2 separate regions of the Mus musculus genome follow, and region 1 is linked to region 2. A link is a loop called in an ENCODE intact Hi-C map of the cell type or tissue named here. Cell type or tissue: heart. All regions are shown on one strand.

What was found. A loop is a pair of places that touch in the nucleus more often than their neighbours do. Peaks named below come from ENCODE experiments on the same cell type or tissue, not always from the same donor. Only the 100,000 strongest peaks of a DNase experiment are listed, where the experiment ranks them.
Region 1: a loop joins it to region 2, with 2.1 times the contacts of the local background. A loop is called at or near these places in 9 of 42 quality-filtered maps.

What each region holds. Positions count from the first base shown.
Region 1 is chr14:50,867,375-50,872,374 of GRCm38, reverse strand. It overlaps Tep1 (telomerase associated protein 1), which reads left to right and starts at 1,821. Exons shown (of 55, transcript NM_009351.2): 1 at 1,821-1,962; 2 at 3,790-4,380. The coding sequence starts at 3,814. It overlaps Gm26782 (a long non-coding RNA gene), which reads right to left and starts at 2,079. Exons shown (of 3, transcript XR_874615.2): 1 at 1,819-2,079. In heart, no CTCF peak of the experiment used is centred here; a DNase peak (open chromatin) is centred at 1,944; H3K4me3 peaks cover 1,555 bases; H3K27ac peaks cover 1,221 bases.
Region 2 is chr14:50,805,635-50,810,634 of GRCm38, reverse strand. It overlaps Parp2 (poly (ADP-ribose) polymerase family, member 2), which reads right to left and starts at 2,719. Exons shown (of 16, transcript NM_009632.3): 1 at 2,648-2,719; 2 at 421-561; 3 at 65-135. The coding sequence starts at 2,687. It also overlaps Rpph1. In heart, no CTCF peak of the experiment used is centred here; a DNase peak (open chromatin) is centred at 2,864; H3K4me3 peaks cover 1,849 bases; H3K27ac peaks cover 1,229 bases.

The sequences.
Region 1 (5,000 bases), 62 kb before region 2:
AGCCCTGGGTTTTAGATTTTCAGTCTTGTGGTAAGAATCGTAGACTCATCATCCCTTTCCCTATAGAGAGATGTCAATTAAGACTGATGGCTATTAATATGGATGGTATTGCGTTCTAGGGATGGTTTTAGAACTCTCTCTCTCTCTCCCCCCCACACACACATTTATTTCTCACAATTAGGATAATTTTTAGCATTTAATATTTAGTAGGTGGGACTTAAGAGTGCTAGACCCTTAGTAACTGTGCAGAGCACTTCTACAGTGAGGGGCATTCTTGTGCTTACAACTTTGAATGATTCTGCCAGTCATTCATGCACATTAAAAATCCATGGGGCTATGAGATGGTGGCATGCATTTTAATCCTAGCACCCAGGAAGCAGAGGCAGGCAGATCTCTGAGTTAAAGGCCAGCCTCGTCTACAGACTGAGTTCCAGGATAGCCAGGGCTACACAGAGAAATCCTGTCTCGGAACTACAACAAAATCTATTAAAATTACTATTTATCTTTAGGGGTTTTTCATTTTTATATTTATTTATTTACTCACTTACTTATTTTATGGAGGCAAATGCTCCCTAAGGAATCTGGCTTGAACTTGAGATCCTTCTGCTTCAGCCTTTAAAATCTCTGGAATTATAAGGGTATATTACCTGGCTAGTAGTAATTTACATACAAAACAGACCTCCACCCACACACTCCACTTTGTATTTATGAGTTTTGCCTCTATGTATGTCTGTGCACCACCTTCATGCCAAGTGCTCTTGGAGTTTAGAAGAGGTCACCATGGGTAATTAGAGTTACCAATGGTTGTGAGGCATGATGTGGGTGCTGGGTACTGAACCTAGGCCTTCTGCAAAAACAGATTCTCTTCATTTCTGAGCCATTAGAGGGCAGCCTGGTCTACATAGTGAGCTGCAGGCCAGCTGGGGTTATATAGATAGACCTTGTCTAAAAATAAAAGCCCAAATCCCCAAAATCAAAATTTAAAAAAATTTGTTGCTGGGCGTGGTGGTTGGTGGTGGGGTATGCCTTTAAATCCCAGGAGATGGGAGGCAGGGGCAGGCGGATCTCTGTGAGTCAGAAGCCAGCCTGGTCTAAACAGTGAGTTCCAGGACATCCAGGGTTACATAGAGAGACCCTGTCTGAAAAAGAAAGAAACAATCAAAAGGGTTTGGTTTATTATCTCAGGTAGTTTGTCGCAGTAACAAAAAGATAACATAATGAACTCAAATAGCATGAGTAGAGTTAACTCTTTGATCTTCCTGCCAGAGCCTTCTAAGTACTAGGATTACATGTGTGTGCCACCATTCTGAATCATATTTTCAGAGGTTTTCAGTCAAGGATCTCTTGACCCTCTTGCTTTGGCCTGTGGCAAAGCAGTTCACGGATGGGGTGGAGTGGGATTGAGTGGGGTGGCGACAGACGAAACTGTTTACTTTCATGGTGGATGAAAGGAAGCAAAAGGGAGAGAAGGGGCCTGACTTTCAAAGGTCAGCCAAGGGCACACTCTCAGCGATCTTTCTTTCTAAACGTTTCACCACCTCCCAACAGCTGCCCAAGGCTGGCATGATTTTAGCACATAAGCCTCTGGGGTATTTTCAGGATACATAATAGCATCAGAGCATGATTGTATTGGGTGGAAATACAACTCGGTTGGTAAAGTTGGCCTAGCCGGAAGTATAAATCCCTAAACTGTGCAAATCAAACCGGGTGTGGTTAGCACAACCCTATAATCCCGGCATTTGCGATATCCTACACGCGGCAGCCCCGCCCTCAGCCCCGCCCTGCCCCCAGCCCCGCCCCTCCCTCGCCCAGCCTCACCCCTTGGCCTCACTAGGGTGTTGGTTTTCTTTCAGTTCTCTGCTTCCAACCAGTCCACTGGCTGACCCAGGCCGGTTTCTGCTCCCCGTTGCGGAGAACCAACGCGCCTCTCATTGCGCACAGCTTTTCCAATCCTGAGCGCAGGTAGAGCCCTGGCCGAGACCTGTGTCAGCTGGACTCCCGGAAGGACCTCTGGGCGAGCGTGGTGCAGCCGCTTAGTCCTTCCGGGCGGCTGGCAGGGAGGTGGGGTGGCCTTAGTGGGGCGGAGGGATAGATGCTCAGAGAGAATGGGTTCCTTTTGCCTTAAAGAATCCTAGGAGGGAGTGACTGTAACAAATGAAGAGTGTTGTGATCACTTTTGGCAACAGAAACTCACTAGACTGACACGTTTAACAGTAATGGACACTAAGGTGCCAACGCGGTAGGCCTCCACGACTTCCTAAGAAAAGAATAGCGTCTGAAGTATGGCTTCAGGTGCAAGGCCAAAGAAAAGGGACCGGGGTAGGAGTGGAGGCAGGTATACATACAAACTAGTGTATACACAGAATGTCAGTATAAAACTATCAATACCAGTTATCTCTGGAACTTGGGGAAGAACTTTTAAGCTTTCAGAAGTTAATCAGAATCTCTATAAACTCCAGAGAGGAAAAAAATTACATGTCTTTATTTCTCTGTTAACTTAAAATTTTAATTGAGAACTTGTTTTTCACTCTTGGATTATGCCAGATGTGGCTGTGTATGTCTTAATCCTAGCACTGGGGAGGCAGAGGCAGGTGGCTCTCTGTGAGTTGGAATCTGTATAGTAGTTCCAGGTCAGTCAGACCTTTTTAGTGAGACCTTGTTTCAATACATACATACATACATACATACATACATACATACATACATATTGGATTAATTCTGAAATTCCTTATTACTCGTTGGGTGTGTATATGTGTGTATGTGTTTGTTTGTGTGTGCAAGAGTATGTGCATATGCGGATATATATACGGGTATGTGGAGACTAGAACTCCACACCAGGTGTCTTATTCTATTGCTTCTCGAGTTACTTTTGGTAGGCTGGCTGGCCAGCTTGATGTAAGAATCTGCCTGCCTTTCAGTGTTGGGATTACAGTCATAGACTACTGAGCCTTACTGTCATCTAGATGTTTTATCAACTGACCTATCTTTCTAGCTTCCCACCTTTTTTTTTTTTTTTTTTTTGGACAAAGTCTCCTATATTCCAGGGTGATTTTGATCTTTTAACTTGCTATGTAGCCAAGGATGACCTTTGAACTCCTAACCCTTCTGCCTCGGCCTCAAGTGCTGGGAGTGCAGGTGTATGCCAGCCCAGCCCTCACTACTTTTTTTTTTTCCTTGTAGTACAGGGACATGAGAGGAATAGCAAGACACATTTTCTTTTGAGAAAGAGAGTGTCAGTGCTCACGTGGACCTGGAATTTGCTATGTAGCCCAGGCTGGCCTCCATGTTCTTATGGTCTCCTTTTCAGCTGTGATTCTAGACAGGTCACCGCTATGCCATGCCAGGCTTCTCTCTAAGCTTTTGCTTTCCCTTTTCCCCCCTGTCCCCTTAGAATTACGCCTGGATAAATCTAAAAGGGGGGGGGGCAGCAAGATGGTTAAAAGTGATGGCTGTACAACACTGCAATACCGACCACTGGAGTTCAATCCCCACATCCCACTGTAGGGGGAGAGAACCAACTCCCAAGGATTGTCCTCCAGCCTCACACATGCTGTGACACGCATGGCCAAACTTATAGACACACCTGTCTTCCCCTCTCCCTCTCTCAATACACACACACACACACACACACACACACACACACACACACACACACACGATAATAATAATAACAATAACATAATTTTAAGAAGTAGAAATATTTGTTTGTTGCCTATCACTGGCACAAACAGATGAGTATGGAGTTGATATGTTTCTAGTGCATCTCATTACCTGTTTTTTTTCTTCTAGGCATATGTTGATTGTTCTTCAGCTATGGAGAAGCTCTGTGGGCATGTGCCTGGCCATTCAGACATCCTCTCCTTGAAGAACCGGTGCCTGACCATGCTCCCTGACCTCCAGCCCCTGGAGAAAATACATGGACATAGATCTGTCCACTCAGACATCCTTTCCTTGGAGAACCAGTGTCTGACCATGCTCTCTGACCTCCAGCCCACGGAGAGAATAGATGGGCATATATCTGTCCACCCAGACATCCTCTCCTTGGAGAATCGGTGCCTGACCATGCTCCCTGACCTCCAGCCTCTGGAGAAGCTATGTGGACATATGTCTAGTCATCCAGACGTCCTTTCTTTGGAAAACCAATGTCTAGCTACTCTCCCCACTGTAAAGAGCACTGCATTGACCAGCCCCTTGCTCCAGGGTCTTCACATATCTCATACGGCACAAGCTGATCTGCATAGCCTGAAAACTAGCAACTGCCTGCTCCCTGAGCTTCCTACCAAGAAGACTCCATGTTTCTCTGAGGAACTAGACCTTCCACCTGGACCCAGGGCCCTGAAATCCATGTCTGCTACAGCTCAAGTCCAGGAAGTAGCCTTGGTATTTGCTTTTGGGTGCTCATCTTGACTCTAGCCTTTTTTTTTGCTATATGTTCTGTTAGTAGATTGATTTCAGTGCCTTAGTTTCCACCTCTGATGATCTGTGTCTGGGGACCTTCTTTTCTCGGCATTTTTGGTATCAGCCTTTTGGGTTTTTTTGGATAGTTCTAGGAATTGAACCCAGAGGCATGCACATGGTAGGTAGGCACTCTATTACTGAGTCTCTCATGACCTTTCTGAAGTACTCTTTACCTCAGGGCTGTTTTCATTGGCATCTTTATTCTTATCAAATATCTAGTGATTCTGGGTAATAGATCTTGCCTCTAGAAAGCCTCTGATCAAGAAGAAATCCAACATGATTATCATAACAAAGTTGTGCCTCAAAGGATGGCTTTGAGGTTAGACATGCTGATCTGTCTGTATCTGAGATCACTTCCTTGAATGCTCCTGTGTTTACACATGTAAGCACATTTAGTTCATAGATCAGAATTAGCAGACAGGACTGCATTTCCTCTGTGGATACGTGGGGAAAAGTTAACCTGAACTTATTGTATCTTAGCTAACTATAAAGTATATAGTATACAGTTTGCCTTAGGCAAAGCTAATATTCCCCCTGGAGCT
Region 2 (5,000 bases):
GACATTCTAGACAGGGATCATCATAAGACAAGAAAACTCTGCCTTCCATTGCAGGTGCTTTTACCTTTCCCAGCTTGGCTGCACACTCTGGGTCCACAGGGGCTTTGCCCTTTAACAGCAAGGTCTTCACAGAGTCTGAGGGAACACAAACACGCACTGCCGTTACTGATGTGGGAATCAAAAGGGCCGTCTTGGCTACAAAGCTGTCATAATTAACTTTGCCCTTCCCGAGCAGTCCAGGTCTTCTGCCTGGGTTCTAATCCATCTCAAATCTATGAAAATATTCAACAAAGTAGACTGGTACTGCAGAATGCCCAGGTGATAGAGAAATTAATTAGATCCTGAAGAGGGAAGGAACAAATGTTATCCCCATTCTTCTGGAAACCCAAGAGTTGTCCCATGTCCTCCCTGGCCCATTACCTCGATTGTCTTTTGTCCTGTCTGCGTCCTTCCCTCCAGCCATAGGCCCTTTTCTCTGGCACGTGCGCATCTTCTTGCCAGGAGGAGAGTCGTCTTCTGTTGCTTTGTTGCCATTATCAACTTTCTTGGCTTCATTTAGCACTTATGGCAAGAACAATATACCAAGAATTACTGCACTATGAAGATGATCTAACTTTACTGAAACAACACTGAAGCAAAATAAAAACACAGGAAAATTAGATGGCTATGAAAAGGAAAAGCAGCCCCTCCTATCCCCGAGTCAGGATGAAGCCTCTCTGAAGTTGAGAAGCAAGAAATTCAGCCCAATTAACATTCTATGAAGGCTGCTGATGCAGATCTTCAGATATTTTCATGTTAAAATGACACTGAATTGGGCTGTCGGCCTAAATGAATATGACAATGGGCCTGGTTCATTTCTTTCCCATTTTATGGGAGTCTTAAACAGACCACGAGCATTGTTGACAATGCTGATAACCTAACTCCCTGCATCCCTTATCATCCAGACTTGGACTCTGGAATTCTGTCAGATCTCCTCAGGAACTGTGATCTCATTTAAATTCTTTAACAACTCCTTGAAGAGCCAAAAATCACAAATCTTACATACATGTCTATTCTAAAGACAGTGAAGGGTGATTCTTCTTTGAGAAGCCCACACTCATGTTCTGTGGCGTCTCTCTTCCCAGTCATTCCGTTTCTTTTAACCCTTGTGCTTAAAACATATATTGGCATCTCCTGTAATAAACTTCCAACTTTGGTTCATTTTGCATACTCTTGAAAGTCATTTCTACTTTAAAGGCAAGAATACTAGGTTTGCCTGAGTGGAGGTCTCTGAAAAACTAAGGTTGCTGTCAGAGACAGTAGAGTTGTCTCTGCCCTTGACTGTTAACAAACATAAAACCCAAAACAAACAAAGAAACAAACCCCCAAAGGTTATTGTTTCCTTTTACGTGTATGGGTGTTCTGTCTGTATATGTATGTGTGCCACGTGCATGTCTGGATGTCTGGTGTACCTGGAGGTCTGGGAGGGTGGTTATGACTTGCCATGTGGGATTTTGGAATCAAACTCAGACCCTCTATAAGGGCAACAAGTGTTTTTTTTTTTTTTTGGTTTTGTTTTCTTTTTTTTTTTTTTTTGGTTTTTCGAGACAGGGTTTCTCTGTATAGCCCTGGCTGTCCTGGAGCTCACTTTGTAGACCAGGCTGGCCTCAAACTCAGAAGTCCGCCTGCCTCTGCCTCCCGAGTGCTGGGATTAAAGGCGTGTGCCACCACGCCTGGCTAACAAGTGGTTTTTAACATTGAGCTAACTCTCCAGCTTCTTGACAACCCTCCTCCCCCCACCCCCCTTTTTAAATGACAGGGTCTCTATATAGCCCTGGCTGTCCTGGACCTCACAGAGATCCTCCTGCCTCTGCCTCCCAAGTGCGAGCATTAAAGGTGTGAGCCAACATGCCCACCAGGCTCTCATAATATCCTTTAAAGAAAGAACTTAAAGTAGCTGGAGAGGTGGGTCAGTGATGAAGGAGCTGCCTGATTCTTCCCGAGGCTCTGGGTTTAAGTTCCATCTCTCATATGGCAGACCACAACTGTCAGTAACTCTAGTACGGGGGGTCCAACACTTCCAGGCACATACATGGTGCATATATATATATATATGCAGATAAAATACATAAAGATTAAATAATTTCTAAAGAAATAATTCAACATGCTCTTAATAACTTGCACACCACTCACTGAGCAATACTGCCTAAATTGCTATCCTGATGGGATATTAATAATAGGATAAAATAAGTTTACATAGATCTTTACAGTTCATTACATGGGTCTCATAGCCTTTGGTCTCTAATACCTTCCTTCAAACTAGACCACTTCATCATGGTCATCAGTAAAGTGTTCAACGGTCTGGACTGACCAACTTGCTGCCAGCGTTGCTATTTGGAGCTTTAGAACCTGTAAATTCATTGAACTTTAGTTGCCCGAAATATAAAACCGAGACCACAGACACAGTATACGGTCTACAGACACCAATTCTAAGATTCGAATTTTACTTTCTGAAATCGGATGTATCTTAAAAGGTTGACTACAGCTAATCACTTTACTGTAAGCGCTTATCCGTGACCCGCCTCTTTGGACTGAAGTGTAATATGAAAAAGCGAGAGGCTCCCTGTGACACTGGGCCGAGCATTCAGCCTGCGGACTGAGTTCCCACCTCGCCTTCCAGAGCCTGATCTCTGCCGCCGCGGCGCCATCGCTCTTGAAGGACGACGTCATCATCCCTTGCCCGGATGCGCGGGCTTCTTGTCTAGCACAGGAGCCTGGGGTAGAGCGCATGCAAATTACGCGCTGTGCTTTGTGGGAAATCACCCTAAACGAAAAATTTATTCCTCTTTCGAGCCTTATAGTGGCGGCCGGTCTACATCCTGAAAGTGGGCGGAGGAAGCTCATCAGCGGGGCCACGTGCTGAGTGCGTGTCACTCTTCGGCCCCTGGGAAGGTCTGAGACTTGGGCCTCCCGCGGCCCTAACCGGGCTCTCCCCGAGCGGGGAGGTGAGTTCCCAGAGAGCAGGGCTCTACGCTTGGGCAGACTGGGCAGGAGAAGCCCCGAGTCGGGGCGGATGCCTCCCTCGCCGGAGCGGATGCCTCCCTCGCCGGAGCTTGGAACAGACTCACGGCCAGCAGTGCGAGTTCAATGGCTGAGGTGAGGCACCTCCCGGGCCTCATAACCCAATTCAGACTACTCTCCCCCGCCCTCTTTTTTGATCGAGATCCTTTTGGAGTATTGACTCGAAAGGGTTTTATATATTTACTCTGTGTCTCAGCATTCAGTCAGTCATTCATTCATTTTGAACAGTTGTGACTGTATTGACCACAACCCTCTACTATAAAAAGACCAAGCTTGAGAGTTGTTCAAATATGGATTAAACCATAAAAATATAGAAGGGAGTTTGACAACATTTAGTGAAACATGATATGAACCCCCTCCCACTGTTGGATTTTTGGGGCTATACTTTAGCTATTTGTCTAGCAAAAATAAACGTAGTTCATACCTTCATGTAACTTGTTATTGGGAGAATATATATGTAGACTTATTACAAAACCAAAAAAATGAACCTGTAACTGTAATAAGTACTTAGGAAAAGCACATAGTATCATAATAGAGAAACAGGCTGGGAATTCCTCATGAAGTAAATGAGCAGAGTTGAGCTACAGCGAAGAACACTGAGAAAGGAGAAGCAATTGAGATAGGAGTGGAATAGGGCTCATACCAAGCCCAGCTTTCCTTACAAAGGCGCGAAGCTGTGACTTGACTAGTGTGTGGATGCCTCAGATCGATTAATGACCAAAACTGAAAAATAAAACTTTGATTACCATTTCCCGTCCCTCATCTCCTCCAGGTCTCCATCCAACTAACTCCATGTCCTCTTGAGCTTTCTTTAGAAAACAGGCAATTAAATTAAAAAATAAATAAATAAATAAATAAAAAGCACAAGTGATACGTACACAAACACATACAAACTCATTAAAAAAAAAAAAAAAAAAAAAAGCTGGGTGAGCCAGGCAGTGGTGGCGCACACCTTTAATCCCAGCACTTGGGAGGCAGAGACAGGTGGATTTCTGAGTTCGAGACCAGCCTGGTCTACAAAGTGAGTTCCAGGTCAGCCAGGGCTATACAGAGAAACCCTGTACAAAAAAAAAAAAAACAAAAAAAAAAAAAAACAAAACAAAACCTGGGTGTGGTGGCACACACTTTTAATCCCAATACTTGGGAGGCACAGGGAAGCAGATCTCTGAGTTCAAGGCTAACCTGGTCTAGAGGGTAAATTCCAGGACAGCCCAGGCTATATAGAAAAACTCTCTTGAAAAAAACCGAAAGAATAAAAAGAAAGAAAGAAAAAGCACAAGAGACATACATATATGCTCACTCTAACGGTGTGGGGGGCACGGGCACACGCACACACTCACATACCACACACACACATCCCATATCAGTAGGTGTACAGGGTACCTTCCAGTACTATGAAAATTAGTCAGTAGGGATGAAGGCTCTAGACAGGCACTAGCTCAACTGGTCCATATTCAATGAGGTATGACAGTATCAATGTTTAACAACAGGGCCTTGCCATCAGTTTGCAGAGAGCAAAGGATACTGGGTTCTTTGGGGGTTTCCATGGATCCCTTTTGGCAAACAACTCACTTAGATGTCACCCATCCCTGGTGGTTTCTCTTGGTGGTGACTGGTGTCTAGCTGAGGCTTTCTTTTCATACATGTACATGTTTTAAGAAGCTTCTACAGTAGCAGGCTCCCTTATGGATGACGCATGCTTATTTGTCACTTTCTGAGTCTCTATTCCCATTACCTTTCTTCTCCATCCCCCTCCCCATTTAATCCTCCAGCTCCATTCTCCCCTTGTTTCTCCATAGCTATATATTCTATTTCCCTTCCCTTGGGAGATCCTGTCCTCCCTCCCCTTCCTCATCCCTGACTCTATACCTAACCGTTGTGGTTATAATGGATTGCAGCATGCCTATGGAAGGATTAGAAGCTAACATTCACATATGTAT